Linked DNA regions of Mus musculus: region 1 is linked to region 2. Evidence: chromatin loops called from intact Hi-C (ENCODE). Cell type or tissue: left cerebral cortex. All regions are shown on one strand. Links, peaks and the distances in the headings refer to the core of each region. The heading gives the core; the rest is flanking DNA.

Region 1 (15,805 bases), core at 3,295-11,294, 670 kb after region 2:
GTCTGTAAGCAGGACAGTGGGCAGATGTTGTAGTGTATCCTCATGATGGAATATCACATGGGCCAGAGGGAATGAGCCACAAATAACAAGGTCCCAAACAGTGAACTTAAGCATCTGTTAACATGAATAAAAGGAAAATCCTAAACACTGTGTACAGTGCAATGCCTTTAGGAAAAAAGTCACAACTGAGCCAAAGCCAATAGACACCTGATGCATGGTGAACTGAAGAAAGGATAAGATTGGTGGATACAGATGATACTTATATGCATACATACATACATGCTAAATAAAGCTAGAGATGTAATTAATAGTAGATAGCTACATAAATAATAGGTCAGATATACAGATGATATGATATATAAAGGATAGAAAAATAGACACTTAAGGATGGGTGGAAAGGCACATGATTGATAGATGTGTATGTGAGAGAGAGACAATGGAAGATAGAGAAAGATGCAGATAAAAAGGGGGATGATAGGCCCCTGGACCAGTGGGTAAAGGTACTTGCTACCAGGCAAGACCAGATGATGACCAGAGTTCCATGGTAGAAGGAAAAATTAAAACAACTACCAAAAGTTGTCCTTTGATCTCCTATGTGATCCATAAACACACACACACACACACACACATACACAAATGAAATATAATAAAAATATTTTTCAAAAAAAATACATGACTAAGAAAAGACTGTCTCAATAAACAAGTGGTGGTGAGAGCCCTCTGGGCCTGAGACTCAGGGTGACAAGGAGCCCAGGGGTAGATAGAGGCGAGAATCAAGACCTCGGTTTTTAGACTGAGAGGTGGGTACTGAATTATCACAAATTACCGAGTGAATGAGTAGGATCATAGGCAGAACAACAGCAGCAGGTCATAAGCAGGACAGCCAGTGATTGATTTTATCTCCACAGATGAACTAAAACAAAGAAGGAAACACTTTCTATGTAGCCCCACGAGTCACACACAGTAAGTCTGCATGCCCAAGACAAATTTACCTCCAATTCAATCTCTTACCTATTTCTGCAAACTGGACATTCTCATTCTACGTCTAACTCACTTATTTGTTTGGCCTGCAACAGGGAGTTTTATAACTGTCTTACCATACCAGGCACTCTCACATACAAACCCAACTTTCTGGCTCATGATAAACAAGGACATGTGATCTGTATTCCTACGTGGTGACAGAAACTGTCTCCCTGCTTCTCTTAAAGCCTACCAACCAGGTGGCTACCCGCTGGCCTCAGAGAGACACATGGTCTCAGCACCTGTGGGAATGAGAGCTTGCATGTTGACGGTTTCCATCCAATCTTTCATGCACAGTTCCCGCTGCCTGTGGCCTCTAATGGCTTTCCAGGGTAGGAGACAGGGCAGAGTATCAGAGTGTTCCTCCAAAGGAGGAGCTACAGGTATATGTTAACTCCTAGTCTGAACCAGGTTATTGATCAAAATATGTGTCCTGTTTACTGTTTAAGATGACATCAACACAGTTAGACTGGATGACAGATGACTTAGGTTTCCATTTTCATGGAAAATGTTGACTTATTTTTTTTTCCAATGCATAATTCTTTGGGTAGATTACAGTATACAATTTTGCCTGTATGGCTTTGGAAAAAAAGTCTGCAGTGAGCATGTTTATAAGGAAATCTGCTGCCGTATCAAGCCAGTCCCATGAGCAGTTCAACAGACTCCTGTTCTCTAAATTCCAAAAGGCTAGGCAGTGGCTATCCAAGCTGCCCTGGCTTCCCCAGCCCCCAGCTTCTCCCACTGCCACCCCCTGCAGCTTCTCCAAACCCCAATCTAACAAATTGGTGCTTTTAGGCATAAAACTCCACACTTGTATTTCAGAATGCTAATTCCCATTAAATAGGATGTCAATTTTCCAAGCAAGTCTCTCCTTTATCAGCAAAATTTGATTCCATTGGACTGATTGATTGTGCTTAGAACTGTCAACACTTTCTGACTAGGGAGTGTGGATGGAGAGTTGGTGGCTGGGCAGTGTTGCACGGTGTGGCATTCCTGGGCTGGGGAAGTCAGGAGAGTACAAACGCACAAATAATTAATTCAAATCAATATAGCAAGGGTTTCAGGCTGAGAGGTATTTAATTATGCTGTTCAAAAAGAAGATGCCTGATCTTCAGCTGGTCTACTCCATGCTGCAAATAATAGAGCACTTTTAATTTGTGCAGCAGGGATGTTAATCTTTCACCATGTAATCCAGTCCTTGGGGAATGGCATAAATACGTAGCACTACATGCATGGGACTCCCTGAGGAGGCTCTCAATCAACTAGCCTGACTTTTCCCATGGGCTTTTCGTGTCAGTCTCTCAATACACAATTAGGAAATACATAATTGGCCAATGAATGATAACAGATGGATGAATGCATGAATTGAAACATGTTTGGGTAGATTGATAGATGAATTAATTGATGGCTGGAGAGCATAGCTGGCTGGATACACACATGCACCAATGCATGGTGGGTAGAAGGATAGATGGATGGCTAGGTGGCTAGGTGGGCTGAGTAGTTGGATTAATGAATAGGGGTTGGTGAGTAGAGATGAATGGGAGTAAATAGATGGGTAGGTAGGTGAGTGGAAGAAGAGACAGTGAAGTGGAAACTCAAGGGTTCTTTGGATAGTCAGTTGTGTTGCTGGGGCAAACACATGAAGGAGTGTTTTCCTGAAGTGGACACAGGTAAAAGGCTAAGACAGTCTTGTGAAGCAATGTTTGACTGAAGCAGACACAGGACAGAGGATGTTCTGCTAAAGCAAGCATGTGAAAGACACGTGATGAAGGATTCTTCACTTAATGACCACATGCATTGGTCCACCTTACATTGCATAGTTGAGCTCCATTTGTCAGGACTCCATAGAGAGAAACACACCAAAAAACTTGTGGTGGTTGCTATAGTTTTTGCTGCTTCCTTGGACTTTGCCTGATTGGCAGAGTGGTGTCAGCTGAGACAGACTCACGTGCTGAGACAAAACCCATGGAGGATATGTGATGTTTGGAAGGAGTATAAAAAGACTTGAGGGACAGTGTTGGAGGCTGACCTTGACTTGCTTACATAGCTAAATGGTTCTTGGTCTCAGGTCTTCACTGATCTTTGCTTCATCTAGAAAGACACAGAGCTGAGAACTTCTCCTGACATCCCCGCTGGTCTGAATCCCTCCTTCCTGGTTGTTCCTGCTAGTTCTTAACACCTGTCCTATCCATGCACCACTGATCTAGATTGTTGGTGTATCCATGAAGTGTTTGTGAGTGGATTGAGCTGTCGCTGCTAATTTGTGAACTGAACTGCTGATTTCCAGACAACACAGATGGGAGTTGCTCCAAAGAACCTTTTTAAACAGGTCTTCTTCCCCCACCCCACCTCCCCGACCCTCCCTCCCCCCCCCCCTATCCTTTCTTTTTTCACTCCCTCTGGTGGGCGGTGGGTTAAAAGGGAGGTTAAAGTGTTTAAGAACCATCATGAAAAATAGCCATTAACAAACTAAAGCTGCAAAACAGAGATAGAGACAGAAAATTTCAGATTGTGAGACAATCGCAACACCCACTTACCCTTGATCATAGTTAATGATCTCTAGGTCTTACTTGAACCAATAGCACAAATGATTCTACAGAATGATTCCCCTCTCAAAGGGTTCACTTCACAGTTTCTTTTAACAGAAATCTTTCACAACAGATTTTAAGTAAGACCTGAATTCTTAAAGAGAACCATGTAGACACACAGGCACACACGCACACAATGATTTGCAAATCTATATATCAAGGTGTTAAAAATTTTTTCTTGGACTGGTGTATTGGTTAATGATAGAACAGGTGCCTAGTATAGACAATTCTCTGGCTTCCAAGCCCAGCACTTCAAAGAAAAATAAAAAGGTATGTTTTTCTGGTAGATGGAATCATATGCCTGATTGAGGGTCACCTATTCTGTAAAAAGATTTTTTATTTCTGTAATAAGATCAACACAATAAAATTAATTTAAAAATACATTTTCACATACTCCAACTATAATCTGTAAAGATACCTCTCTCCACCTGCTGTCACAAGCACGTTTACTCCATGGAAGACACTTTCTAGAAACATCACTTTCAATCTCACCTCCTGGATGGCTCAGTGTGGCAACCAGCAGATTTTGTAAGTGGAAAGGCTGAGGCATTATCTGTGTTGGGTGATCATTTACCATATTGTATATTCAAAATCTTGCCCAAGAACGACAGGGATAGCAGCCACGAGGGACATAGGCATACAAGGCCATGGAGAGCTAGGGCAGAGTGACATGCATTCGTCTATCACACAGATTATGACTTCCTGAACAGGAGACACTGCTGACTATGAGCCAAGCCTCCTCCCTCAATTCCACGATGAAGGAAGCCGAGGAATAAACAGTTAACTAGAATTCAAGTTGAACTACAGCAAACATAGTTAACGAGTTTAGAATGGAATTCAGGAGAATTAGTTTACTGTGATGGGGTCCCTGGGGAGCATGGACAGCAGTGCTTGCCCAGACTGAGCAAAAGTGTTGTTTGAGATGATGAGCCATCACAAGCCTCCTGCCTCTCCCTGTTTGGAGAGTTCTGTTAGACACACAGGCAGTCAGCCTTCCCTACAAGCAACACTTGGGCAAAACCCAATGATATTTTTTTTTTCACAAGTGTTTGTCACCAGAAGTGGAAGCCTTTCTGAGGTGTCTAGAAATATGGAGACAAAGCCCAGAAAATCTTGGGTTGTCTGAGCCAAAGGCAGACTGTGTAGGAGTCTCAGAACCAGATCAAGAACATGAATAAACTGCTGGACAAGAGATGCGACATGCAGCATATGCCCAGTGGAGTCAGCCAAGAGAGTTGTATGCACTGAGTGTTTCCAGCATCCTGGGAAAGACAGTGTCATGTGAACCACAGGCTAACTGTCATGGTAGAGACAGATGGGTGGGTAAGGAGGGCATGCCACAACAGAAGCAACAAGAAAAACTCTGAAACAAACGCCAGCTTTTCTCCCTGCCAGAGCCAGGCTGTTCTGTGCACAGGCACCCATGGGAGACAACTGAACAAGGCAGCTGTGTGGAGATACTACAAGGAAACAGAGCAATCCAGGTCTCAATCTTTGTTGATTGTGTGGAAAACTAGAATGAGTCAAGTAAATGAGATATTTCCCATTTCCTTTTAAATTTTATGAGTCAGGGACAAGGAAAATGATTTATCCAGTAGGAAGTATTTTTAGCAATTGGTTTTACTTTATTAAGCAGATGCAAGGTGACTGAATGCTACAGTAACACTTGCTATAGATTACAAACCATTGAATGAAATCCATAAAACCATGAGCAAGTCAGGAGACTTTGTCCTGGCTTGTTTCTAAGCTGTCTAGTCAATGACAATGAAAGAAAAGCAGAGACACCACGTGTGTCTGATTAATCTTTCTTTTGCACAGGAGCTGTCTAGTCTTATTCTCTTGAATAAAAGGGACAGCTAGGTGTGGTGCCAAATGCCTCTAGTTCCAGCATCCAGGAGCCTGAGGCAGGAGGATTGCTATAAGTTCAAGTATAGCATGAGCTACATATACATAGCAAGGTCAAACCTCAGAAAAATAAACAAAACACAAATCAAGGAAAAAGATTCAATGGAGAAATTCAGATGGAAGGTCATATGCAAATTACCTTGTGATAAGGTCTCACCCCTTCAGGGCATCCACAAAATTCCTGCAGTCTACATGATCCCATGACCAAATGGTAGGTAGAGACTAGTTCTTGAGATGTGCTACAACTGTAGTAGATGCTTCTTGTTACACGTATGACATCCTCTCAGGCATTTACAACTGTAGTCTTGTTGGGATGGAAGCTTCTAGAGCACTGAGCAAGGCTCCTGTGCAAAAGAAAGATTAATCAGACACACTTGGTGTCTCTGCTTTTCTTTCCAAGGTCTCCTTTAAGCCCCATGCCCCATCAGCCACAGAGAGGGACACACAGAAGTAAGAATGGTGCCTTGGAGCTTCCTTGTATTCTTATTTTCAGTGTGCAACTAAGCCCCCACCTCAGCATCCCACAAGAGTGAGCTTGACAATACATCTATTAGCTCTTCTTTTTCTAAGATAATGTTCTCTGCTCTTTTGGAATTACCCACAAGAAAATCCTGGTTCTAGAACAAGGATCTTTGCAGGGTTTAGTGTCTTGCCACCCTTCTTCTTTCACTATGACACAAAGTTGGTGTTTTCTTGAGTAATTATTATGATATCATTTTCTGCAGCTAAGTAAGAAGTGGGCCCACAATGAGGAAGTGTGAGCATACCCCTACTTTCTCCATCTGAGAGATGTTACCAGGTGCTGCTAGAGTTCACACTAATGAACGAAACAGCTTCTAAACACGCCCTGGTAAAGACGACCTCATCTACCAGACTGTCCTTCTCTAAGGCCCTGACTGTGGCTTCTTCAGTCTGACTCACTCAGCTCCCTTAGGGTTACTTCCATGAACTCCTGATTATGATTCTATTAGCAGATATTCTCCCCTGCTCAGGATAGTCAAAATCAGGCTCTGTACATGTACCGTGGACCCCAGCCAACAGCTGAGTGTTATCCTGGTCTTTATCAGGACAGCAGCAGCTTCATGATAGCCAAGGGTGAAATTTCATTTGTCATAGGATGGGGTGGTAGCCAGAGAGAAATTCTGACTGCCTTCTAGGATCTGAGTGTTTAAGAACCTTCCAAATTTCAGATGTGAAATCCTACCTCTTCAGGTGATGGTTATAATGGAGTCCCTATGGGGTGAATAGACCAGGAGAGAGCTCTTTTTAAGATTTTCACCCCTGTAGAAGTGGTGTGTGTGTGTGTGTGTGTGTGTGTGTGTGTGTGTGTGAGTGTGAGAGAGAGAGAGAGAGAGAGAGAGAGAGGCTTCTTGTTCTATGTGATGATACTACTGTTGAGTCGATAAGAGGTTCACCAGAAAGTAAATCTTCCACTGCCTTTTTCTTACACCTTCCAGCCACTAGAAGGTGAGGAGTCAGTTACTGTCTGTAAGCCTGTTAGACTCGATGGATGTTCTCAAGAGCAATCACTAGCTTAACTGTTCAGGTAGACTAAAACAACTGCACTACATTTTCTAAGATATGTTTTGGGGATGGGGGAGCTAGAGTGATGGCTCTGAAGTTATGAACGCTTACTGGTCTTACAAAGGGACCTGAGTTAAGTTCCCAGCACATATCTTAGTAGTACCTGTATGTCCATATCTAGGGGATCTGACACCTCTGGACTCCTTAGATACTCACTCTCATAGGCACGTACCCACATGGATGCACATACGTGATTAAAAAACTGAAATGATTCTTTAAAAAGACTTTTTTTAAAACAATTTTTATTACATTCATTTGCCAGGAGTTACATACCATAAGTATTTGGAGGTCAGAGAACAGCTTGTGGTTATTCATTCACTACCAAGTGAGTCCCAGGGACAGGTCATCAGACTTGGTGGTAGGTATCTATTTTTTGTTTTTTTGAGAAAGATTTTTTTATTAGATATTTTTCTTTATATACATTTCAAATGCTATCCCGAAAGTTCCCTATAACTCCCCCCCCCCTCGCCCTGCTCCTTCACCCACCCACTCCTGCTTCTTGGCCCTGGCATTCCCCTGTACTGGGGCATATAAAGTTTGCAATGGTGGTAGGTATCTTAACCCATTGAGCCATCTTGTTTGCCCACTGCTAAACCACATCCTTTCTCTGTGTCCGTTGGTTCAGTTTTTTTCAGGGCTTTGCAGGCCAGGTCTTATAATCCAGACAAAAGCAAGCATGTTTTTGTACCTCTGTCTTTCCCTCTCTCCACTACTGTCTTCCTGTCTTTTCCCCTCCTTTCCTCTTTTTCTCCTTTTTTCCCTTGCTAATCCACTTTACCATTACAAAGGCACCAGCTCCATCTACTGGTAGTCATAAGGAAATCCAGTGATGCCCACTTGGCCTGAAAGATGCTGTAATGTGCACCCACCCTAGCAGTCCTTCAGGAAGATGGCAGTGAGATGTGCTTCCCATGGTTAGCCCAGGAACTTGCATCTCTGACAGACTCTCAGGAGGTCCTAATGTAGCCATGCAGATGCTCAGCTGCCAAGATCCACTAATAAGGACATGCTTAGGCCCTGTTCAGGCTTCCTGGGTAGGCTACCCACCCCTCCTCAAGCCCATCAAGAGAGCCTATTTGCTTAACAGCAAAGATTAAAAGGAAGACTTTGTTCTGAGGAGATGTGATAAGGAGTGAGTTGTCAATGACATTTTGATGAGGCTTTTTTTTTTTTTTTTTTTTTTTTTTTTTTTTTTTTAACACAGGGACATTTAACACAGTCTACAAACCCAACCATTAAACTTGCAGCCAAGAAATTACTTTCAGCAAGTAATGATCAAATGAGATCAGATCAGATCCCAGACTTGAGATTCACCCCATCATCTGCCAGAGACCATGACTGGAACATTACTGGTTAATTAAAAGATGCCTTTCTGGTTAGTTCCCATTGATCGTGCAAACTTTATATGCTTCAGTACAGGGGAACGCCAGGGCCAAGAAGTGGGAGTGGGTGGGTAGGGGAGTTGGGGGGAGGGTATGCGGGACTTTTGGGATAGCATTGGAAATGTAAATGAGGAAAATACCTAATAAAAAATTAAAAAATAAGATGCCTTTCTACATCTGGACACAGTACTTCTAGCTCAGCCACTTCAGTTGTTCACATCGGAGTGGGCTGTTTCAGCTGCCCCTTCCTTGCCCAGATAACCATTAGATTCCTACCCTGGACCCCTATATATTTCACCCTCTGTTCATCCCTCATCTTGTGATGGGCTCTGGTCATATCCATGCCATACACACTGCATACTCCCTTCAACCCTTACTCCTCACCTGCTCCGTTCTCCTCTGTGCTATCCACAGCTTCCACTCCACCAGCTCTAGATTCCCCTGTTTCAATGGTTCTCACAAAAGTGGCCAGTCCTGCCCTTCTGAGCTCTTCTCTTATTATTAGCAAAGGGACCTGTCAACCTACTCTCAGTGTACGAGCAGCATCTATTTGGAGCAGCAGTGCAATTTCAACAGAGTCTGAAAAAAACCATGAGGTTGGCAAATGGTAAGAGAAAATTTCCCTTCCTTCTTCCATCAGAAGCAGATATGTGGCTTAGGGAGGGGCACACAGCATTGTATTCCAGAGTAGGGATGTCACATCAAAGCAGAACAGCCCTGATATTGATTATCCTGCATACCATTGAACCTTTCTGTTTAATCTCTGTTCATGTTTCTTCTGAGAAAGCAAGCTTACAATACCACCTAGATCCAGAACTGGGACTCAGGCAGATTCTGTGGTCTCCCTGAGTTTAAATATTATGTAAGCTTATGTAAGCTTGACTCCCTGAGGCTAGTTTTGTGTCAACTTGACACAGCTGGAGTTACCACAGAGAAAGGAGCTTCAGTTGAGGAAATGCCTCCATGAGATCCAGCTGTAAGGCATTTTCTCAATTAGTGGTCAAGAGGGAAAGGCCCCTTGTGGGTGGGACCATCTCTGGGCTGGTAGTCTTGGGTTCTATAAGAGAGCAGGCTGAGCAAGCCAGGGGAGGCAAGCCAGTAAAGAACATCCCTCCATGGCCTCTGCATCAGCTCCTGCTTCCTGATCTGCTTGAGTTCCAGGCCTGACTTCCTTTGGTGATGAACAGCAGCATGGAAGTGTAAGCTGAATAAACCCTTTCCTCCCCAACTTGCTTCTTGGTCATGATGTTTGTGCAGGACTAGAGACCTTGACTAAGACACTCCCCAAACTGTGGAATCCTTCTCAGTGTCCATACTTCTCTGTAGCCACATCTCTCAGTTGCCTCACTGCAAACCGCAGTGGGAGTGCAGCTTCTGAAAAGGGAGCCATGTACTCTTGAGAAGCCTCCCCTGAACACAGCACTTCCCAGGGCAAGGACAACTATAAGTAACAGAAATACAACTCACACGGCTGAGGAGTTCAGGCATGGGTGGATTTGGGCGAGTCAATTTTATCAAGATTGACTTTTCCTCCATCCCATCCTTACTTTCCTTGAAGCTAATTGCTTCCTGGCATATCCCTGTCTATGCGGCTCCAAAATCATCTCCCTTTGGTTCGGCAGAAAGAAGCCACCTTGAAGTGGACATTTAAGGGTTCTTTGGGAAGTCAGTTGGTTGGGGTTTTGCTAGGGCAAACATATGAAGTAACATTTAATTAAAATGGGCACAGATGTGAAAGGCTAAGGAATGTTTTGCTGAAGCAGACAAAGGAGACAGTATATTCTGCTAAAGCAAGCACATGAGAGGACATGCGATAAAGGATATTTTGCTAACAACAGGCATTATGGGTCCATCTTACATTTCATAGTTGAGCTGCATTTGTCAGGATGCCATAGAGAGAAATGCACCAAAAAAGTTCTGATGGTGTGTTGCAGTTTCTTTCCATTTCCACTGATTATATGCACGTGCTGAGGCAAGACCCATGTTGAGACAAGGCATGTGGAGGACACATGATGTTTGGAGGGTATAAATAGGACTCCACAGAGTGGGGGGCGGGGTGTGTGTGGCAAGGGAGAAAGTTCTTGGCTTGCTAGTACAGATAGCTGTACAATGCTTGTGGGTCTTGATTCTTCACTTCCTTGGGAGAGGCACAGCCAAGAACTTCTTCTGATGTTCCTGCCAGTCCCTCTTACTGACTCAAACTGAGGCTGAGACCTGGCTTTCTGCTAGGTCATGTCACTGGTGTTGCTAACCCAACACTACCGAACTGGCCTGCTGGTGTTTCCATGAAGTGTTGTGAGTGGATCCAGCTGCCACTCTCTGCTCACCTATAAACTGAACTTTGAATTTCCAGACAACACAGGTGGGAGTTGCTCCAAAGAATCTAAACAGCTCCACTTCCCCGTATCCGTTCTTTTTCTACTTCTTCTGGTAGGTAGTGGGCTACAAGGGAGGTTAAAGAGTTTAAGAATTATCATTGAAAAAAAAAAAAGACTTGAAAAACTTAAAGTTATATTACCTCTTCCCAGAAGTTCTACCAAAAGCCTTGGGTTTGACAATGGTTTATGCTATCATTTGAAATTGAAATGTTTCCTACAGGTTCATGTTCTGAATGTGTGTCCCCCCAGCTGATGATGCTATTTGGGGAGGCTGTGGAGTACTAACTAGGTGAAGCCTGGCTGGCCATTGGATTTACTTAACGGCTAATTCCATCCTTCCTGCTGTGCAGTGAAGACAAAGCCATAGGCTCTTGCTGTCTTCAATTCTATCTTGTGTAATAACTTTTCTTTTCTCCCCTTTCCTTTTCTTCTTTCTTTCTTTCTTTTTTTTTTCTTTTTTTTTTTTTTTTTTTACAAAGAACAACATTTTAATACCTATGGTTTAAGTATAAATGAAAGCATAACAAAATTAGATACAATTCAAGCTACAGGCCAAAAATTCCTATATATTTGAACTTTTTTTTTCTTGGATATTTTCTTTATTTACATTTCAACTGTTTTCCCCTTTCCAGGTCTCCCCTTCAGAAGCTCCTTATCCTACCCACCCTCTGCCTCTATAAGGGTGCTCCCCCACCCACTGACTCCCATCTTCCTGATCTGGCATTCCCCTACACTGGGGAATCAAACACCCTCAGGCCTGAGGGTCTCACCTCCCACTGATGTCCAACAGGCCATCTTCTGCCACATATGTGGCCAGCACCATGGGTCGCTCCATGTGTATTCTTTGGTTGGTGGTCCAGTCCCCCGGGAGCTCTGGGGAGTCTGACCTGTTGACCCTGTTGCTCATTCCATGGGGCTGCAAACCCCCTCAGATCCTTCAGTCCCTTTTCCATCTCCTCTATCAGGGACCCCTGAGCTCAGTCCAGTGATTGGCTATGAGCTTCATCCTCTGTACTTGTCATACTCTGACAGAGCCTCTCAGAAGACAGCCATATCAGGCTTCCATCAGCAAGCACTTCCCGGCATCCACAATAACGTCCTAGTTTGGTGGCTGTATATGGGATAGATCCCCAGGTGCAGCAGTCTCTGGATGGCCTTTCCTTCAGTCTCTGCTCCACACATTGTCTCCATATTTCCCCCTGTGAATATTTTGTTCCCCCTTCTAAAAAGCACTGAAGCATCCACAGTTTGGTCTTCCTTCTTCTTAGGCTTCATATGGTCTATTAATAGAATCTTGGGTATTCCGGTCTTACTGCTCTTCTATTGCTGTGATAAGCACTTTATAAAAGAAACTGTTTAAAAGAATGTTAAGTTTATGGTTTCAGTGGGTTAGAATCTGTGATAAGCAAAGAAATACCTGAGAGGTTAAATCTTGATCCACCACTATGAGGTAGAAAGCAAACACTGGGAATGGGAGTAGTCTTTTAAAACCCCAAAGCCCACCCCTGGTGGCATTCCTCCTACAACAAGGTCACATCTCCTACACCTTCTCAAACAGTTCCATCAACTGAGAATCAAAAATTCAAAATATGAGCCTATGAGGGCAGCTCCCATTCAAACTACCATGCTTGTTTTGTGAACCAAACCGAACCACAGTGGCCCTGAGACTGTGGCACTGTTACTCACAAGCCTTGTCAACAGATTATCAGTACAGCTGGATCCTCAGGGATAGAAGGAAATAATCCCACAGAGAAACTGAGAAGCTGCTAACAGAGGTCTTTTTGGGTAGTGAGTGGTTCTTGCTAAAGTTACTATGTGTCATTCTTAGTCTTCAATGCCAACCTGATAGGCTTTGGAATAACCTAGGAGACTGAGGTATGCCTCTAGGTCTGTCTGAGAAAGCATTCCCACAGCATAAACTGAAGTAGGGCTTGCCATTCTAGGTGTGGATGGCACTATCTTATGAATTGGGAGCCCAGAGAAAAGGAGAAGGGGAGCTAAGTACAGTCTCTCTCTCTCTCTCTCTCTCTCTCTCTCTCTCTCTCTCTCTGTCTCTCTCTCTCTCTGTCTCTCTCTGTCTCTTTCTCTCTATCTGTCTCTCTCTCTCTGCTTTCTAGATGCCATCATGTGCAGTGCTCCATTCTGTTATGTCTTGTCCCTCAGGATGAATGGGAACCTCTAAAATCATGAGCCCAAACACATCTTCCCTCACTTACGTTGTCTGTAGAAAGTATTCTGGCCACAGTGACAAAATAGCAGGTGACAGAATGCATACACTATTGGGGCAGGCAATGCATGAAACATGTTTATGGAAGACTAGGCACGGGGTAACCTTGTATTTCTAGCTAATATGAGTATTACTACCCACTGTGTAAAGCCCCTTTGGGAAAACATCATTGGCACAGGTAAGGTATGATGCTAAGTCAAGTCAGAAGTGGGTTGGGGTTGTCTCATCCATTAAGAGCATTTGCTACTTTTCTAGAGGACCCGAGTTCAGTTCTCAACACCCACACGGTGGCTCACACTCTTCTGCAACTCCAGTTTCAGAGGATTTGACACTCTTTTCTTACCTCTGTGGGTGTCCCGGGCACACATGTGGTGCACAGACAATATGTTCAGGCAAAACATTCATGTACATAAGATGAAAATAAAAACACATTTATTTTTTAATTTTTAGTTAGAAATGGGGCTTAGGTTAATGCTGAATGAGCAATATGTTCGATTCACAACCACGAGGAACTGCAATCTCCCAGAACCTACATTAAAAAAATCTAGATGTGATGGTACATGACTGTAGTCCCAGGGCTAGGTAAAGTGAGATGCATGAAGGCATGCTGGGCATGGATGCAAATACCTATAAGCCCAGCATGGGCAGACACAGGAGGATGCTGAGAGCTCACTGTCTGGCCAGCTTAGCCAAGATAAGGAGTTTCTAGCTCAGTAAGAGGCCCTGTATCAGGAAAAAAAGGTAGAGAGCAGTAAAGGAAGACACCTGACAGACAAACAGCTTTGGCCTCTGCGTGGGTGTACACAAGCCTACACATATTGCATACTCACGTGCACGCACTGTGGAAAGACAACAAATTAACACACAATTAAAAAGGTGAAATCCAGGTGGACAGCTCCTGAGGAAAAACAGTCAAGGTTGACCTCTATCTTATTCTCCCCCCCCCATACATGCATAATGCATATATACACATGCACAAGCACACACACACACACAGGCACACACACACACAGGCAAACACACACGCACATGCACACACACATGCACAGGCACACACACACACAGGCACACACACACAGGCAAACACACACGCACATGCACACACACGTACACACACGCATACACATTCACAGGCACACACACACACATACACTCACAGGCACACGCACACACTCACAGGCACACACACGTACACACACACACACACACACACACACACACACATGCACACACACACACAAAAGCACACACACACACATGCACAGAGAGAGAGAGAGAGAGAGAGAGAGAGAGAGAGAGAGAGAGAGAGAACAACAGCCATTGTAAAATAAATCACAAAATATTAAAGAAATAAGTCAGACATGCCAGGCTGGAGAATGTTGCTTTATTTGCCTTTGTTAATATTCTCACAGAGTCTCAAGATATTTTAATAAATAACATGGTCTCTAAGCCACCCTGAGAAGAGAAAACTGAAATCCAGTGTTTTTCATTTGTTTGTTTGTTTGGTTTTTTTTTTTTTTTAAATTTAAGATAACTTCTTTTCTTGAAAGAGTCAAACTGGTTTGATAACTTGGTAAAGACAGAGCCACTAACAGATTGATTGTGACTTTTCCACTCTTCATTCAGTTGCTCCAATCCTCAGCAAGATGCACATGTCACCACAGCACATGTAACATCTGGATCATCTCAGATAGACCTTATAACTTGTTCCCAAGAATTCCCATCCCAAGGGGCATAAAAATGAGTGTTAAGAAAGGAATACTTCCTCTTAGAGGGTCCAAGCCAATGGCCAGGCCACTGTGTATAAGCTCACTCATGCAGCCTTCACAGAGCACTGTATTGCTTAACTAACTCACATCCTATTATGTGAGACTAAGCACAGAGTAGTCATGAGTTTCATTCCATGCTGAGGACCAAGCCTCATCTAGGGAGGAGAAGAGAGTGAGGTCATTGGAAGAAAGAAAAGCCAAGCCAGACTCTACACACACCAATTCCTAGAGTAAATTAGCTCTCTCAACTCCACCCAGGAATCTCTGATACCAGCTCCTCATGAATTAATAAAGTCATTCAGTTGAACCCACGGATATAGCCATTTTTACTGCCAAAATGATAAAATGACTGCAGCCTTGCTATTTTTTTTTATGAAGTTAAAAAAAAAGGAGTTGAGCATTAGCAGTTCTGTGTGCTTAACCTAATACAAAACACCCTTAAAGCTAATTCGCGCAATAACACTAAAGATGAGGTTCCATCACTGTAGCCACATCAGTAGAAAAGATGCAGTAGCCATCCAGGTTAAAAGCCATCATTTCTGAAATAAGGGTATCAGAATTTACAAAGCACTCACCAGCCAGGATCATTGGACCAATTCTGTGGAATTAAGTAGACATGTCAGTTAGATTTTTCCTATCTTGTCAAAAAAAAAAAAAAAAAAGTCAGGAAAGCCCATTGTAGGGCAACTGACATGAAAATCCTGTGCTCCTGGAATAGGGCTCTAATCATTCATCATCTTGACCCTGTTGTTGGGGCCTGTTGTTCTGGCCCCAAGAGAGGGAAGGTTGTAGTTGTCACAAGGCAGTTGTCATCTGGTTCTCAATAAGGCATGGAAGACATCAAGGCATGGGAAAGTGATAGAAGATATGACCTGCCTGTAGAATCAGCCCCACTGCAAAATGATGAACATAGTGGGGAGAGAGAGAGAGAGAGAGAGGGAGAGAGAGAGAG
Region 2 (15,805 bases), core at 5,233-13,232:
ATGAGACATGAACATAGGAATACAACCTGACCGGCAAGCAGGAGCCTTTCAAAAGTCCAGGTCAAGGTGTGCTAAGTTGTTTCAGTAAGGACAAAGTTGTAAATATTCCAGCCTTTTCTGGGACGTATGATCTCTGCCATATCTTCTTTTATAAGCAACTGAGAAAAAAAAATCTCTTGAAAAAAATATAAACATGGTTTTGGAACGATGGTTCAGCCATTAAGAGTACTTCCTGTTCTTGCTGAGGACCTGAATTAAGTTCCCAGCATGCATGCTGGGTGGCTCACAACCTCCTATAACTAATATAGGATACCCTCTTCTGACCTCTCAAGGTACCTGAACTCATGTGCACACACCTGTACACATATACGCATAACTAAAAGTAAAAGCGAAATCTTCAAATTTGTAAAAGAATTCTTGACTGTCTCTTGGTCTACAGGCAAAGTTTTCCTTGATATGGAGGAAAAGCAACCGCTGTGACAGGGAAGCTAGCATAGAGACCCAACTAGAGCTAGGGAGTGGGGACTTAAGTGACAGCCAGAAGATTGTCATGGTAAGGACAGAGTGAGCAGCATCCAGGGAGAGATGGGAGCAGAGAAGCCAGAGGCAGGAGGAGAGACACTCAGAATCTAGATGGCCATGGTCTGGAATTTCTACTCCATTCTAAATGTGGAGATAATACATTTGAAGATTGTAAATAAGGGGAGAGGAGTAAGATAATGTGCTCTGTATTTTACCAAAAGGCCACTGTGGTGCTGTTTAGGGAAAAGCTTATAGTGAAAGCAGAGAGGCTGTGAGCCTCTGATAGGGAGGCAGGATAGGGATATGTGGGAGGCAGGTGAGAGATGTCAGTAGTTACGGTAATGAACGGACATGGTCTGACTTGGAGCACAGAAGGCATTATGCTCCTGGTTTTGCATCCTATTTCTTTACATTTAATGTGACTAGTTCCCTGAGGCAGTTAATATCTTTTCTATTCACATTCTATTCAAAGGCCTCAATACACTCTATTGGAGAAGTCTCTAGAAAGTAGACATCAAGGTTGTTTGCAGTTGTTCCATCCATGCTAGGAATAATCTCACAACATTTAGCTTCTCAACCTGTCATCTTTACCAAGATTTTCTCTCTAAAATGGCCTCTAGTGCTATATGAGGAGTCCTGGATTTTCTGCATTTCAAAAGGAATCAGAAAAATCAAATTAGTGATGTTCCCCTGTGCAGAGGCCCTTCTCTCAATGTCTGGGACCTCTTCCAAGGTCCTCATCAGCATTCCTTTCCAACCAGCATCTCTTGCCCTCTCCACCTAATGCCAAGTGTTTTCTTTTACCTTACAATAGCATTTTGGGGTCTTCTCCCCAATTATTATATATTTCAGTTGGTCTCCTCAATTAGTGTACTTTAAAAACATGCATCTATTTTGAATGTTTCTGTCTGAAATCCTCCGTGTTTGAAGACTTAGTGTTGTTAAATATCTTTCATGGGACCTTTGGGACCTGGGATCTATTTGGTAGATGTGGCTTAGTAGGGACTGGTCTTGAAAATTATGCCTGCCTCTAATTCTGATCTAGTTCCTGATTCCTGGTCTACCTAGGTAAGAATAGCTGCCCCTTCACACTCACACTGCTATGGATGAACCCATTCATCTTCGGTGCCTTCCCAGCCATGAAGATACTATGACCCAGAGTAAACATCTTCTCCCACAAATCACTTTATTTTCAATCCTATAGCTAACAAACAGACTAAAACATACATAAGTGATCAGAGTGTGACTTTTCTTACCACTGGCTCTCCTCTCTACCACTTCAAATGATCCTTAGCTATGCCTATGCCTAGCCCTCTTCTCCACACAAGGCTCTATGCTGTGATTGGTCTTCTACAGTGGTTGGTGTGTCCTGTGGTTGGTGTGCCCATAACTGCTTTCCTCTGATTGGCTCCCCTGAAGCCCTATGTAGTAGCAACATCACTTAGCACTCTGTCAGTATGAATTTGCCTGCAGTGCAGCATGTGTTCTGTTTTCCTACTGGCTTCCCCTTCCATGTGAGTCTTCCTTCTTTCTATTATCGTTTTCTAAGTTTGTCCCTCCTCAGTGACTGGCATCACCAGAATATGGGTATCTCCCATCCGGTGTAGGTAGGAAATCCTGCCTACTGGGTTCTCAACACTTGGAAAAGGACGTCCAAGTACTCTGCCTCTGTCTTGACTTTGTGCTTGGAAACCTGGGGAGCAAATCACCTTGCTCAGAGTCAGCAGTTAGGAGGAGAGTGAAGCCACTCACCTTTGACTGTGATGACAAAGTCCTCTCTCAGACTCTCTGATGCTTTTGCCCATCTATACTATCTCTGTGCTTCAGGATGTTTGCATAGGGTCATGCTTTAGACCAAGCTGGGATGGATCGAAAGAGCCTTATCAGTGGAATCACAGGACATTTTAAAGCTCCTAGCCTCCTGGGACAAGAAAAAGAAAGTACGGGAAGCTCCCAGGGTTGAAGCTAGAAGATTGCATAATGTTCAAGGCCAACCTGAGCTATATAATTTGGAGGGAGTGAGGGGGAGACAGAAGGAGGGATGAACAGAAGAAGGGAAAGAGGAAAGGAGACAGGGAGAGAAAGAGGGAGGGAGGGAGGGAGGGAGGGAGGGAGGGAGGGAGGGAGGGAGGGAAGAAGAAGAGAGAGAGAACTGTAGAAGCTAGAGTTCCCATACCATTTCCAGTATAACATCTCCACAAATATCAGAAAACAGTAACCGCCTCAGTGGGTAAAAACACTTGCTATACAAGCCTGAAAACCTGAGTTGAGACCCCCAGAACCCATTCAAATGCCAAATGCCAGAATGCATTTGTAATCCCAGAGCACCTAAGGAAAACAGGAAGCTGAGAAAAGAGAATCCCTGGAAGCTTGTGGGCCATCTAGCTTGACTGAAAAGACTCTGTCTCAAACAAGATGGAAAAGTGATGGTCAGACCTGGAATGACAATTGGGGTCCACCCATTTTGGGGACACATGACACCTGTACTTTGTCACATGCGAAGACACACATAGACACACACACACAAATCATAAACAGTACACAAAAGTGTTAGCATGTGTTAGAGTGTTCTCTCAAAGTTAAGGAATGGCAGAAACTATAGACCTTGAGAGCCCAGAGCTGTGCATGTGGTATAGCCATACACAGCTCAAAACCAGAAGCCACTAGCATCCCATAGGTGAGAACAGTGCAGATGGTAGAGCATCGAAGTATAGAACAGTGTGGACACTGCGGAGTCACACAGCCTAGGATATGCAGACACCATGGACCCACCTGGCAAAGGACAATGCAGATGTCATTTACCTCAAGCTTTAGGATATGGCTACCCTGAATGGCCTTTCATACAACTCTCAGAACACTGTCCCTGTTGCCAGGGAAATTTTAGTTACTTCATCCACAGTTCTCAACTGAAAATGTTTCAGTGTTTTGTTCCCTTGTCAGCCCAGAATCAAGTCTTTGTTGGCCAGGCAGTGGGGTGACAGGTGAGGTATAAACTTGATCATCCCCCAAAGATACTTCTTTAGGAATCTCTTTCCATCAAGAAAGAAATCCAGTCATGTTTGCCTCTAACAAGAGAGTCCTTCATGCCGAGTACTGCCCTTATTGGGACACTGTTTTTCATAATAGATAGAGACAGAGAGTTTGTGTTTTATTAAGCAGTGATATAAAGCCAATTAGCAAGCAGAGTGATCATCAGCTGCACTAGGCTGAATTGCTACATGCTACAGAGCAGACACATCCCTTGTATGCTTCATTCCACTTCATCTTCACAGGACTCAACAAGTTTGATTATTGTTCTTTCTTTACAGATGAGCTAGAGAGGTCGACCCAGGATTGCTAAGTATTAAATCAAGACGGGAAAGCAGGTGCTTGCAAGTCTAGAGATCTGTGCAAGCTTCCAGGAGCACAGCCAAGGCTGTCACATACCTCAGGGAGCTGCCAAGAGTTGGAGTCCCAGCCCCTGCCTCAGTTGGCAGTTTGGGAGCTGCTGCAAGTGCCCCAGAAGAGACCCTATAAGTGGTTTTTTTGTGTGTCTTCTTGCTCACAAGTGGGTAATTTGGTCTCCTTTCACAACTCAGGTTTGCTTTTGTTTTTTAATTTGAAATAACACCATCCAGTTGGTGGAGCCTACAGGGAGAACTCTTTTATTACTTTTTCTAAATATAATGTGAAAAAAACTGCTGACCCAGAGCTCTGCAACAGGAACAAATTGTGCAGGGTCTTTTAAAGAAGAGGCTAGATGGCCATCTGAGGTTGAAGAAAGGGGGCCCTCCAGCATGTGTTTTCTGGATAAGCTTAAAGCCTCTCAGCTCTGCTTTCTTCCTGATACAACCATCATGTCAGAGGAAGAATGGGCATTGTTCCATGACCTGTTTGAACTCCATAATGCTGATTGTAAAGAAGAGCATCTAGGCTCACATTCAAGGCTCTTCTTCAAGCACCATCTGAGTCCCCGCTGCATCAGTTAAGGACACTGCAAGCACGGGTTTTGTATGTGCTGTCTCAAGAGGTTGCTGCCCTTCCACATTGCTGGAGGAATGGAAAAATGAGTTTCTTTTTTGCACACACACCTAGAATCTAGCAGTGAAAGGCACATGGTGCGTCCTCAGTCATCGATAATGTGTATCTGAGTCTCAACGTCTTAAATAGAAATGATAATATATGTAGAGCCTTTAAGCATGCTGTAAGAATACCAGATTATGTATATAAAACATTCATCACATGGCTTGGCAAATTGTAGGCGATTAATTAATGGTGTCTATGATAATGTGCCTCAGAAATAAATAGTTGCAAATGGAACGCTCGTTGTTTTCCTTTGGGGAGTGAGATGGTGTGTCCTGGAACTCTGGAGAGGTCAGTCATCTGTATCACCATTTAACTTGCTTATCGATCTTGATCCACTTGCTGATGAGACCTTCTGCAGATGCTGCCCTGGGAGGTGTAATTAAAATCCAAACAAATCCAAACAGATGCAATAGAGACTAGAGAAGTGAGGGCTGGGGACCAGGTAGAAACAGGTTTGAGAAATAAGAGGCTTATTTATTGTTATTACTAGTTTCCATGCCCAGAAGAAAGGGAGAAAACATTTTTACTCTTGGACTATTTTGTCCTTCTCATCCCCATGTCACAAAGCTGTCGGGGAACAGTTAACCCCAGACAAAAGGCCCTGGGAGATGCTTTGAGACAAACATGCTTGGATCTAATGTATGGATGTGTATAGAGACAGCCCTGCTCTCAGGGACAGCTTCTCAGTGAGCTCAAACTCTTGGTTTTGCCCTTGTATGTCTGAATTGCTACTCAGGGTTATTAGTTACTTTACTAGCTGCTATAATAAAATATCCAATAGAAGCAAAGGACGGAAGACATGGTTTCACCAAGTTCATTGCCCATTTGGCTCTGCTGATTCTGGGCTTTTAGTGAGGTAAAAGATCACAGGGGTAAAAGCAAAGAAACGAAAATCCAAAGTCTATTAGAAACCCATTCCTTTCAGCTTGGCACCACCTCCTCAGGTTTCTCGAACCTCCATAAATAGCACCAACTGCCAAGGGCCAAGGATTTGGACATGTGGACCAGGGAGCCATATTAGGTGATAATACCCCAATACACGTTTTTTTATGATTTTGTATTGGTTATTTTATTTATTTACATTTCAAATGATATCCCCCTTCCCTTTTTCCCCCTCAACAACCCCCCTATCCCATCCTCCCTCCCCCTGCTTCTACAAGGGAGCTCCCCCACCCATTTACCTACTCCCACCTACATTGGGCATCGGGTCTCCACAGGACCAAGGAGAATAGAATGTTATCCCCCTTCCCATTGATGCCAGATAAGGCAATGGCTCTTCTCCTTCTATATAATGGACAGAGTCACCCTCATCCTATAGATCTGAGCTCAAGCATTCGTTGTCCTCAAACTCTCTTCTTGTCTTCTCTCTTAGAACTAGCTCTTCTCTCTAGTGAATGCCCACCACTCCACGAATGGATGGTACCTTAATACCAGTGATGGCTCATCTGCAGGTGGTCAATTTTAGTCCACTCACCCCTCTCCTGCTCATAGCACTCTGCTTGTGTCTGGGACATCTTGCCTCACTCCATCTCAGCTCATGTTAGTTGGGTGGAATTGATCCTGCACTGTTGCCAATGCCATATGTCACCAGAACTAGTCAGATTCTAGTTCACAACGATGGGAAATGGTGATATAGAAACCAAATAGGGTAGGTGAGGCAGAAACCCAATAGGGTAGGTTACTGACTTTTTCTTGAAATATTGGCTCAGGTATAGTTGTTCCGATGAGTTACAAGAAATTGTGCTCCCATACAACCAGCTTCAAGGGAAGCAGAAAGAGACATGAAATGGGTTCCAGGCCCTTCTATGATCTGTTAGCACCCATGCAGCCAGTCGTGTGAGTTTAAGGCTGTATCATTAATTAAGACTTATTTTTTTTCTGAGTGTGGCACTACTCTATCTGTCCACTGGTATGAATTTAGGCTCTGTCACTTGCAGAGGGAGAACTCAACCAATGACCTTGATGCATGGCGGGTACCCAAGATGTGAGTGAGGATACAGTCTACAAGGCAGACAGCTACATTCCCTTCCTCAGAGCCAAGGCTTTCATTCCTTTAAGTCTACTCATAATGAGTTCACTGGGTGGGTATGTCTGTGTGCAAGTGCCCATCCTCTGTGCTGTTTGCCTTGCTGGGCGCCTTGCTGCCTTACTGCCCTAACTCTCTCAATATCTTGGAAATTTCTTCAGAGGATGAATAGAAAACCTATACCTTAAATGATGTATCCTCACCCCAACTCCCCCTTTTTTTGTGAAAGTGTGTTTGTGTGTGTGTTATATGCAAGAGTATTGTGTGTATGGGTATGCTGTATGCATGTGTTTGTAAATATGTGTGCATATATGTGTATGGTATACATGTATGCATATGTGTAAGTATGTGTTGTGTGTGTATGTGTGTGATGTATATGCATATGCGTGCTTGTATGTGTATGTGATGTGTGTCTATTTATGTGTGACATGATGTGTACACGTGTGGTACATGGATGTTATGTGCTATGTGTGTATGTGTGTATGTATGTGGTGTGTATGTTATATGTGTATGTATCCATGCAACATGTTTGTTTGTGTGCAGGTTTATGGTGTGTGTGTGTGTGTGTGTGTGTGTGTGTGTGTGTGTGTGTGTGTGTGTGTGTGTGGAGAGAGAGAGAGAGAGAGAGAGAGAGAGAGAGAGAGAGAGAGAGAGAGAACAGTTGTCTGTTGGCCATACCTTACAACTGGATAGGAGGAAGACTAGTGTGAGGTTATGCTGCCTTGCTCACTGTGCCCTAATAATAAATACCTCCTGATAGTTAATTGTCAAATGTCCTTCTGACGACCAATTCACTGGTGGCCAAATTACAGGATGGCATTCTGAGTAATAGGAACCTCTGATAGGCTCTCCTGCATCTGTGCCCTTGAAGTTATGGTTTCTATGTGCCTAGAACATGCTGGCTGCAGCTTCCAGGTAGTGTTAGGACTGCATTGCTCTGGGGTGTGGTGCTTGAGCACCAAGACTTCAAGCAGCATCTCAGGGAGTCAGAAAACATGAGTGAGTGCTATCTGCAAGAAGGAAGCTGTTACCCACAAATTGGATGGTAGCTTTTTTTCCACTGCTGCTTTTACAAGAATCTTAGAAGCCTTTCAAGAGTGTCACTGGCTGAACAGACCTCATATGAAGTCCTGGCAAAGCCAGAAACTGAATTCCAGCATCTGGGTCCCTGGTCAAGTCTCCCTAGGCTCTTCATTCATTGACATTTGAGGCTGACAGAAATTATGACAAAGTCAGCAGGAGGTTATATCCAGGATAAGAGTAGTGAATACTGAACCTCCACAGTGCTCAGACATGTTCTAAAGTGGCAGGCCAAACTGCTATCCTCTCATGCCAGCAGCTCTTCTTGGGCCTGTTCTCAGGCCCACTAGAACAGGCAGAATCTTGAGACCCATAGCAAGAGCCCCTTTCCTCCCAGTGTCTCTAAGACATGGCTATACTCCTCATAGCATTAAGTGGGACTACACACCAGAGACTGCTTAGAGAGAGTACAGAACCAGCACTCTCTCTCTCTCTCTCTCTCTCTCTCTCTCTCTCTCTCTCTCTCTCATTTGGAAAATGTTTTGGGCACATTCAGTCAAGTGCAGATTAAATATATCCCAAATAAAAATCACATCTGCACTGAGCCTGTCATTGTCAATACTCTCTAAGCAATATAGTATAACCTCCACTCACACACTGTTTGCACCATGACTGGATTCTTAATAAGCCAAGATTACTTACAAATAAGAGAGTGGTGACAGAAGTGGGACTCAGTGGTAGAGCACTTGTCTACAACACAGAAGTCTCTGGCTTCTAACCCTAGCCATGAAAACAATAAAACTGAAATAAAATCAGCCCCAAACTAAGAGGGTGGAGTAGGGTAAGTGGAAGTGCGGTTTCTTTATGTATAAGGAGAAAGTGGAGACTACAGAGGTGTTTTCTCCATATGTGTCAGGACATCAAGGGGTGCTCTGAAACAGATCCCCAGTCATTAGTGAGGAGAGAGAATTCTGGATTAGCATTTGACTGTTCTGGATCACCTGTCTCACCCTGCTTAAAGTCTTACTTGCTGTGAGCAGTGAGTTATCCTGCTCTGCCGCCTGGTGGCTATTTGGGGTATATTCTTATCATTTTTCAGGAGATGCTGGAGTGGTACTATGACAAAATCCAGTTTCCTCCAAGTCTGTGGGAGGCTTGATTCTAGCATCCCCATTCCTCAGCCCCCCGCCTTGTCCCCAACACAACACACACTCACAAGTGCAGTCAAACACATATGCACATGCCAATCACCCCTCCTCTTGTTCCTTAAGCTGGATGTGATCATTTCCCTAACACTAAGTTCTCTGGGCCTTTCTGTGAGTACTTAGGGGTGTGGCTCTATAGAACTGTGGGTGGGGTGTGTTTATGGTGGTCCACCTAGTTGAGATGCTAGAGCTGGAATCAACAGTGGGTACTACCACCAAAGTGAGTTTGTTATAAGCTTTGGTGATGGTGTTTGAACCTAGAACCTTGCAGATATTAAGAAAAAAGTACCCAGCTCTCACTCAGATATCTTAGACTATTCAACATCTGTCAAAGTTGGACTGGACTTGATAGCTTTAGATCAAGGATGGACAAGTGAATAGGTCAAGATGGGTGCTTCTCTCAGGCTTTCTCTTGACAAAATCCATCTTCTAATTTCAGGTAACGCTATGCCCTCAATCCCCCATTATCCCCTATGGCTACAGCACAGAATCCCTCAATCAAGGCAATGGGAGATGAATTTGTTCCTCACACTTATTGTCTTTTGAGTGTTCACTTCAATTAATCCAGTGCAGTTCTCATTCAGCGACATTGCCCAGGGGATGGGTAGGTATCACCTCTGTGTGGAAAAAGCTGCAGTCTCTTTGAGGAGCAAGAACATGACTGGAGAGAGAGAGAACAAGTCAGCAAGAGCCGGCCAGGGACCTCCTGCTTTATTCCTAGATCAAATGTACAGCTGAGGGCAAGGAAGAATAGATCTGAGTGAGGCTGTACTGTTGAGCACACTTCCATCCTACCGGCCTTACGACTTTTCTGCCTGTGCCCATGACTAGATACCAACATGTGGAACCTAGAGTCAGTCTTGTGTACATTGCCATGACATGGCTTTGAGTTCCTACAAGTCCATGAGAGAAGACTTGCAATCTAACTGTGTCAAAATGCATCTGCACGGTTGGAAAAACAACAAAACAAAGGAGGAAAGGAATGGAGAAAATGAAAGGGAGGAAGGGAGGGGAGGGAGGGAGAGGGAGAGAGGCTGGCAAGTGGTTAAGAGCGCTCCTTTCTCTTTCAGAGGACCCAGCCTCAATCCTTAGAACCCACATAGCATTTACGACCTTCTGTAATGCCAGTTTGGACCTCATTTTGCCTCAATGGGTAATGCACACACATGGTACAGATACATACAGACAGACAAAATACTCATCCATATAAACAAAATAAATATATATCTTTACAAGGTGCATCTGGTCATCTTGGAAAGTCCGTGCTATTTGGGATAAGGTTCCAGCGGAGACGTGCTAGCTTAGGCACAGGACTGATGCTCAGTAGCCATCTAAGCAAACGCATCCAGGAGGGATCTAATGGGGAAAGTGTAACTAATGAAATTAAATTTGAGGAAGAAAGATGAGCTCTGCTAATGATTAATGTTCAGCTTAATAGATCAGTGGGATACGCTGGGTAGAGAAGCTGCCCAGAGGGTTCTGGTCCAGTGCCCACGCAGAGGAAGAACAAAGGGGGAACACTCGCGCTCGCACCCCCTCCGGCCGCAGCTGTTCTCTGGGGAAATACAGTTATTAATTGCTCTGAAATGTCAGCAGCTTCACTTCAAAGTAGCTGCTCCCTCGAAGATGACTTTTAATGGGAATGTTTTCTCTTCCATGTGAAACTGTACTTGGGGGAGAGGGGACAGCAGTACCTAGCACCTTTCCTGTGTACCTACTTTTTACCATGAAGACGTCAGCCCCACTCAACAGTTGTGACAGAGATGCTATAGTTCCTAGCCATGCTTTCAAGTACGTTGGACACCCATGGAGGCATAGACAAGCTTGGAGAATCCCAGTTCTGGGGAACGGACAGATGAGAGGGTAGAACCCGGAAGTTCTTAGCAGCAGTAATACCTGTAGGCCAAAGGAGCAGGAATCCACATGGTCATCTGGCAGGAACTGGCTCCAGGTTCAGAGCATTGAAGTGGGGCTGGCTGTGTGTGGCTGCTCTTAACTTTCCAAGCACATTTGCTCACCAGGAAGGGGCCACTCTCCCGAGGACATATAGCCCCCCTCCCTCCATTCCTTTCATGAAGCACCAGGGCCTGTATCGACTTACATGTTTAGGCTGCAGGCCTGAACAAGCTGTCTGGAAGTGGACAGCTGGTAGAGAACTGGGAGCAAGCCGGCCCAACGGCTTGGCAGTGGGGAGGGGGCTTCTCCCCCAGGGGGGACATCTACATTACAGCCAAATAATCCCAGTATTTTTTACTTTGTCCTATTTAACTCTGCAGTCTTTAAAATAATGTAATCTCTAGGACTCAGTAACTTCCCCCAAATCCTATTGACCTGTGAGTCGGATAAGAATTGATCTCATTTGTGTCTGAATGAGTGAATGTTGTCTGTGCAGGCACAGACTTCAGGGCCAGGCTGGAATCCAGCAACATAAAAGCAGAGGCCTGTGTCTTGTGGTTACAGATTGGCACGAAAGCTATCGAGCTGGCCATTCTCATAGTCTGTAAGGGCTCTGGGGGACGAGGGAGCAGATGCCACAAGTCTGCCTCAGTATTTGTTGTCCAAGAACCTCGTGACCTTGCTGGAGTGTGTCTGATCAGCCTTTCCCCTGTGACTAAATATTTGGTCATGGCAGCAAGAGAGAATTTCATCAGTGGACAGCTCTATTGCTAAGGTTCAGGTTTTTGTTTTCTCTCCCATGAGGGAGCCACTCTGGCAGCTCTCAGCATCTCTCCCTGACAGCCACCCTTACATAATATTAAACAGGTGTTGGACTCTTCCTGCAAGGCAGGAGATGCAATGTAAAGGACCTGAGTGAGGCTTTGCTCCTTACGTTCTAGGCTTCTAGGCTGTTTCTGTATTCCTGGGGTCTCTTCGCCAAGCTAAAGTGATACTTAGATGCTTCCCATGGAAGAGGTGTGTGTGTGTGTGTGTGTGTGTGTGTGTGTGTGTGTGTGTGTGCTGATTATGTACTGGTCTCACATCGCACCCAACACACACTCCTTCTACTTGGTGAGCCAATTCATTCATTCAGATTCTCTTCTTTACATTTCTTCTTTCCTTCCCTCCCTCCCTTTCCCCCTTACTCCCACCCTTCCCTTCTTGATCTCTTAAAGAAATGCAAGAATGGAATATTGGCTAAATGAGAGGTAGAGACTGGAACACTGGCCCAGAACATCTCTCCTGTAGAGGGACCATGGGCTCAAGGATGAGCAGAAAACAGACCCAACATGAAGAGTTTTATATTCATCTAAAAAAAACCAGTATGCCTCTGGACAGTCAATTCCACAGAAGCCTTGGGGAAGGGAGCTTGTTTGTTTAGTTGGTTTGGTTTGTTTCTGTTGTTGTTGTTGTTAATATGATTTCATAAAGTAGTCCAGGCTGAACCTGAACTAAAAATTCTCAGACCTCTACCTCTTAAATAAAATGAGTGCAGATCTGTGGTATCACACATAACTCACAGAATACATTTATCCAAGACTTTTCCATAAAAGCCAACAGGAAGGCTACCTTTGATATATTTTTTATTCCAAATTTAATCAATGGCTTTGACATCTATCCTAATGGGCACATGTGACTTTTAAAAGATTCAGACTTCCTGGATTAAAATCTACCATCTTGGAGAGAGGGCTCAGTAGTTAACAACATTGGATGCTCACAACCTGCAACTCCCATCCCAGAGAATCGGACACGTTTTTCTGACCTCCATTGTACTGGATGCATGTGATTTACAGATATTTATGTAGGCAAAACATCCATCCACATGAAATTTAAAACTGCAATCTAACATATCTCATCTTTAAATAATCTGAACATGGAATTTTGACCTACCATGAGGGAACATTAATTTCTGAGGGTCCAAAACAACCAAAGTAAGCATAACAATGAGCAAATAAGATGGACTACAGCCAAAAACATCATTATAGAGATGTAGCCATAAACTGCTACTCGCTGAAGACTCATGGCATTAAAAGGGAAGGAAATAAGAGGGAAGGAAGGATGGAAGGAGAAAGGAAGGAAGAAAGGAAGGAAGGAAGGAAGGAAGGAAAGAAAGAAAGAAAGAAAGAAAGAAAGAAAGAAAGAAAGAAAGAAAGAAAGAAAGAAAGAAAGAAAGAAAGAAGTGAGGGAGAAAGAAGGAAGGAAGGAAGGAAAGAAAGAAACTAAGCCCGGTGATGCACATCTGTGATCTAGAATTCCAGCATTCTGGAAATGAAGCAGAATGATCATAAGTTAGGGGCCTCCCTGGGAATCACAGTAAGATTATTTTCAACTTATAAATAAATAAGCAAATCATAAGTAAGTAATCAAGTAAATAAATAAACAAACACTCTTTACACTGGGTCTTGCTCATCCTGTGTACACTGGCTAAGACCAGTAGTTACATTCATCCAAATATTCCATTGATTCCCGAAGCATTTAAATGTAACAGTGTTGCAAAAAAAAAGAAATAAAAGTTAAGTTGTTCAATCTGCATTGCTCAAATTCATAATTCAATATGCAGGAGTACAGGTATGCTGAGGGAGAATTCTGGTCTATTCCTGTTCAGTAAGTTTCATTTAAATGTAGGTTTCTACGATGCTAATTCACATGAGCAACTCCCACTTGACAGGGAAGGAAAAATGAGGCCCTGACTTCCTGAGGTGATCTGACTAGACATGCCATCAGATTCCTGTGTTAATGCCTCTGCCTCTTTAAGAAGCTGAAAGGAACCGTGCATCAGGGTTGCAGGGAAGGAGGCTGCTTCAGAGGAGGTGGACAGTTATTTGCACAAAGTTCCTTTAAGGAAAGGTCAGCAGAGCACTGTGTAAACTCCAGGGAATTCTGTGTTCAAATTGATTCAACAGCCAGAACGAGTCAGAAGGGAAAGGAGCCGGAAGCTGGTGACTACATTGTAGATAGAAATTACATGCCTTCTGAAAATAAGTTGTGTTGCTATAAAGGATCTTGTTTATGAATGAAACTGATTGTATTTTCCCTTTGGCCACTTGTGGTCTTTATCCTGGTAAGAAGAGAGTCTCAGCTCACAGGACCCCAGCCTTCCTCATTATAATGCACACAAGGTCCTAGTTCATACAACCCCAGCTTTCCTTAACTAGCTGCTTGCTTAGTGACTGTTTTTATTCAGGGTCTGATTTGGGGGGGAAGCGGGGGAATCAGCAAGTGATGGGAAGAGCCATGTAGAAGGAGAGTATGTATGTGACTTACTGATTTTGCATGATGTCTTATAAGCTATGTGCAATCTGACAGTGGCTCTCTTCCTGCTGTGTCTTTTAGTGATGTCTACATTTTGGAATCTGTATCTATTGCCCTATGAACTGCAAACTGAACTAACTGGTGTCAGATTCCTTCTGAAACCCAGAGTCAGACGTAGATACTTTATGGAAGTAGGACTCTATGCAGACATTAGAATTAAGTGGAGAGCTGGAACACTGTGATAATCTTCGTGAAAATCTACTAACAGCGAGAATGTAAAGAATTAACAGTTGTGGCTAGGCCTTCAGGCTCAGCAAGTGGAGACGTTATCAACCCATGCCTCTGGTGAGCTCTGGCAAGCAGCAGAAGACTTAAGGTCTTGCAGCCCAAGAAGTCAGGAGAGCCAAATCTCTGCTTTGTGGTAGTTGAAGAGGGATGGCCACGATCCTTCTGTCTTTTGCTGTCTCACATCTCTGGGGACATAACTTGGGTTTGCCTCCAGTCCAAGAGGACTCTGAAAGATACAAACCAAGGGTGGCTGACAATTTTGCCAGGAAGCAAAAGATGCTTCATCTAGCTCCCCGATAACTACTTATTCTGGAGGTGGGGCATAATGGTGCAGCAATTACCTCAACTCCCCCAGTGAGTGGCTATAAGTGTATGCTTAGCATTTCTGAGCCTATGGTGCTTATATTAGTCACTTTTCTGTTGCCATGATCAAATACCCTGACAAAAGCAACTTAAGGAAAAAAAAATCTTATTTTGGTCTCTGTGTCAGAGACATATAGTCTTGGTGGAAAATTCATGGCAATTGTCAAGAAAGGCATGGCAGCATGAGTAAGAATTTGACTGATTACATTTCATCTGCACACAGGAAGCAGAGAGATAAGCCTGCCCCTTAGTGACATATTACCTCCAGTAAGGATCCACCTCCAGAGTGCCCCATAATCTTGTCAAACAGTACCACCAAGTGAGACTCGAGTGTTCACATATGCCATCATATGAGGGACCCATCTCATTCAAACTAGCACAGGTTCTATTCCTAGCCTTGCAAGAAAACACCTATGCAGACCACACAGCACATTTCTCTCTTGGTACTGACTGGGCATTTGTATGTGTGGCAGATCTGTCCCTAGGGACATCGGAGTCAATGGTAGACAAGGGCAAATACTCAGCACAGACATCCCCATTCACCATTTGCTGTTTGGGATTTAACCAGTCTCAACTAAATCCTCTTACCTGGTAAACAGCCCTCCTCACAAATCAAATACTACACAAATGAATTTTCCTAGCAGGCCGCATAGACATCAATCCTAAATGCCTACTTAATTTTTTTTAAATAGCTCCTCTTACTGTTTGCTAAGATGAAGGTGGCAGAGCAGAATAAGTTCTGCTCTGGCAGGGCACTCAGATAGTGATACCTTGCTGCGTCTGCTTTCTGGTCTGGGCACATAAGTAAAGAGACTCTGTGTGCTTACCGTTAGGTGTAGATAACTTTGAATGGTTTTAATTCATAGTTTGGATGGTACCCAGGGTCTTGAGCATGTTGTGTAACTACTTCACTATTTAGCCACACTCCTATCTCCTCACTGGGGGATTCTAGGCAAGTGCTCTACCACAGAGCCATGCCCTTTGCCCTTTACTAGTAGGTTTTAAGCAAACCATTGAGTCCTACAGCTTCATTATATGTGAATTGTAGGCAATCAATGTACCACCTTGCCATGTTCTGAACTCTTGAGTCAATACATTTTGAAAAAGGAATTTTCTAGAAATGTTT

What was found. Hi-C counts contacts between places; a loop is a spot of excess contacts. Peaks named below come from ENCODE experiments on the same cell type or tissue, not always from the same donor. Only the 100,000 strongest peaks of a DNase experiment are listed, where the experiment ranks them.
Region 1: it touches region 2 in a loop (5-fold over the local background); 3 of 42 quality-filtered maps call a loop at or near these places.

What each region holds. Positions count from the first base shown.
Region 1 is chr7:40,934,799-40,950,603 of GRCm38, forward strand. No RefSeq gene overlaps it. Among named protein-coding and RNA genes, the nearest start is that of Vstm2b, 43 kb to the left of the region's middle. In left cerebral cortex, for the core only: a CTCF peak has its summit at 7,912 (motif pointing left); DNase peaks (open chromatin) are centred at 4,753 and 7,909.
Region 2 is chr7:40,264,941-40,280,745 of GRCm38, forward strand. No RefSeq gene overlaps it. Among named protein-coding and RNA genes, the nearest start is that of Gm38996, 23 kb to the right of the region's middle. In left cerebral cortex, for the core only: a CTCF peak has its summit at 8,704 (motif pointing left); a DNase peak (open chromatin) is centred at 8,699.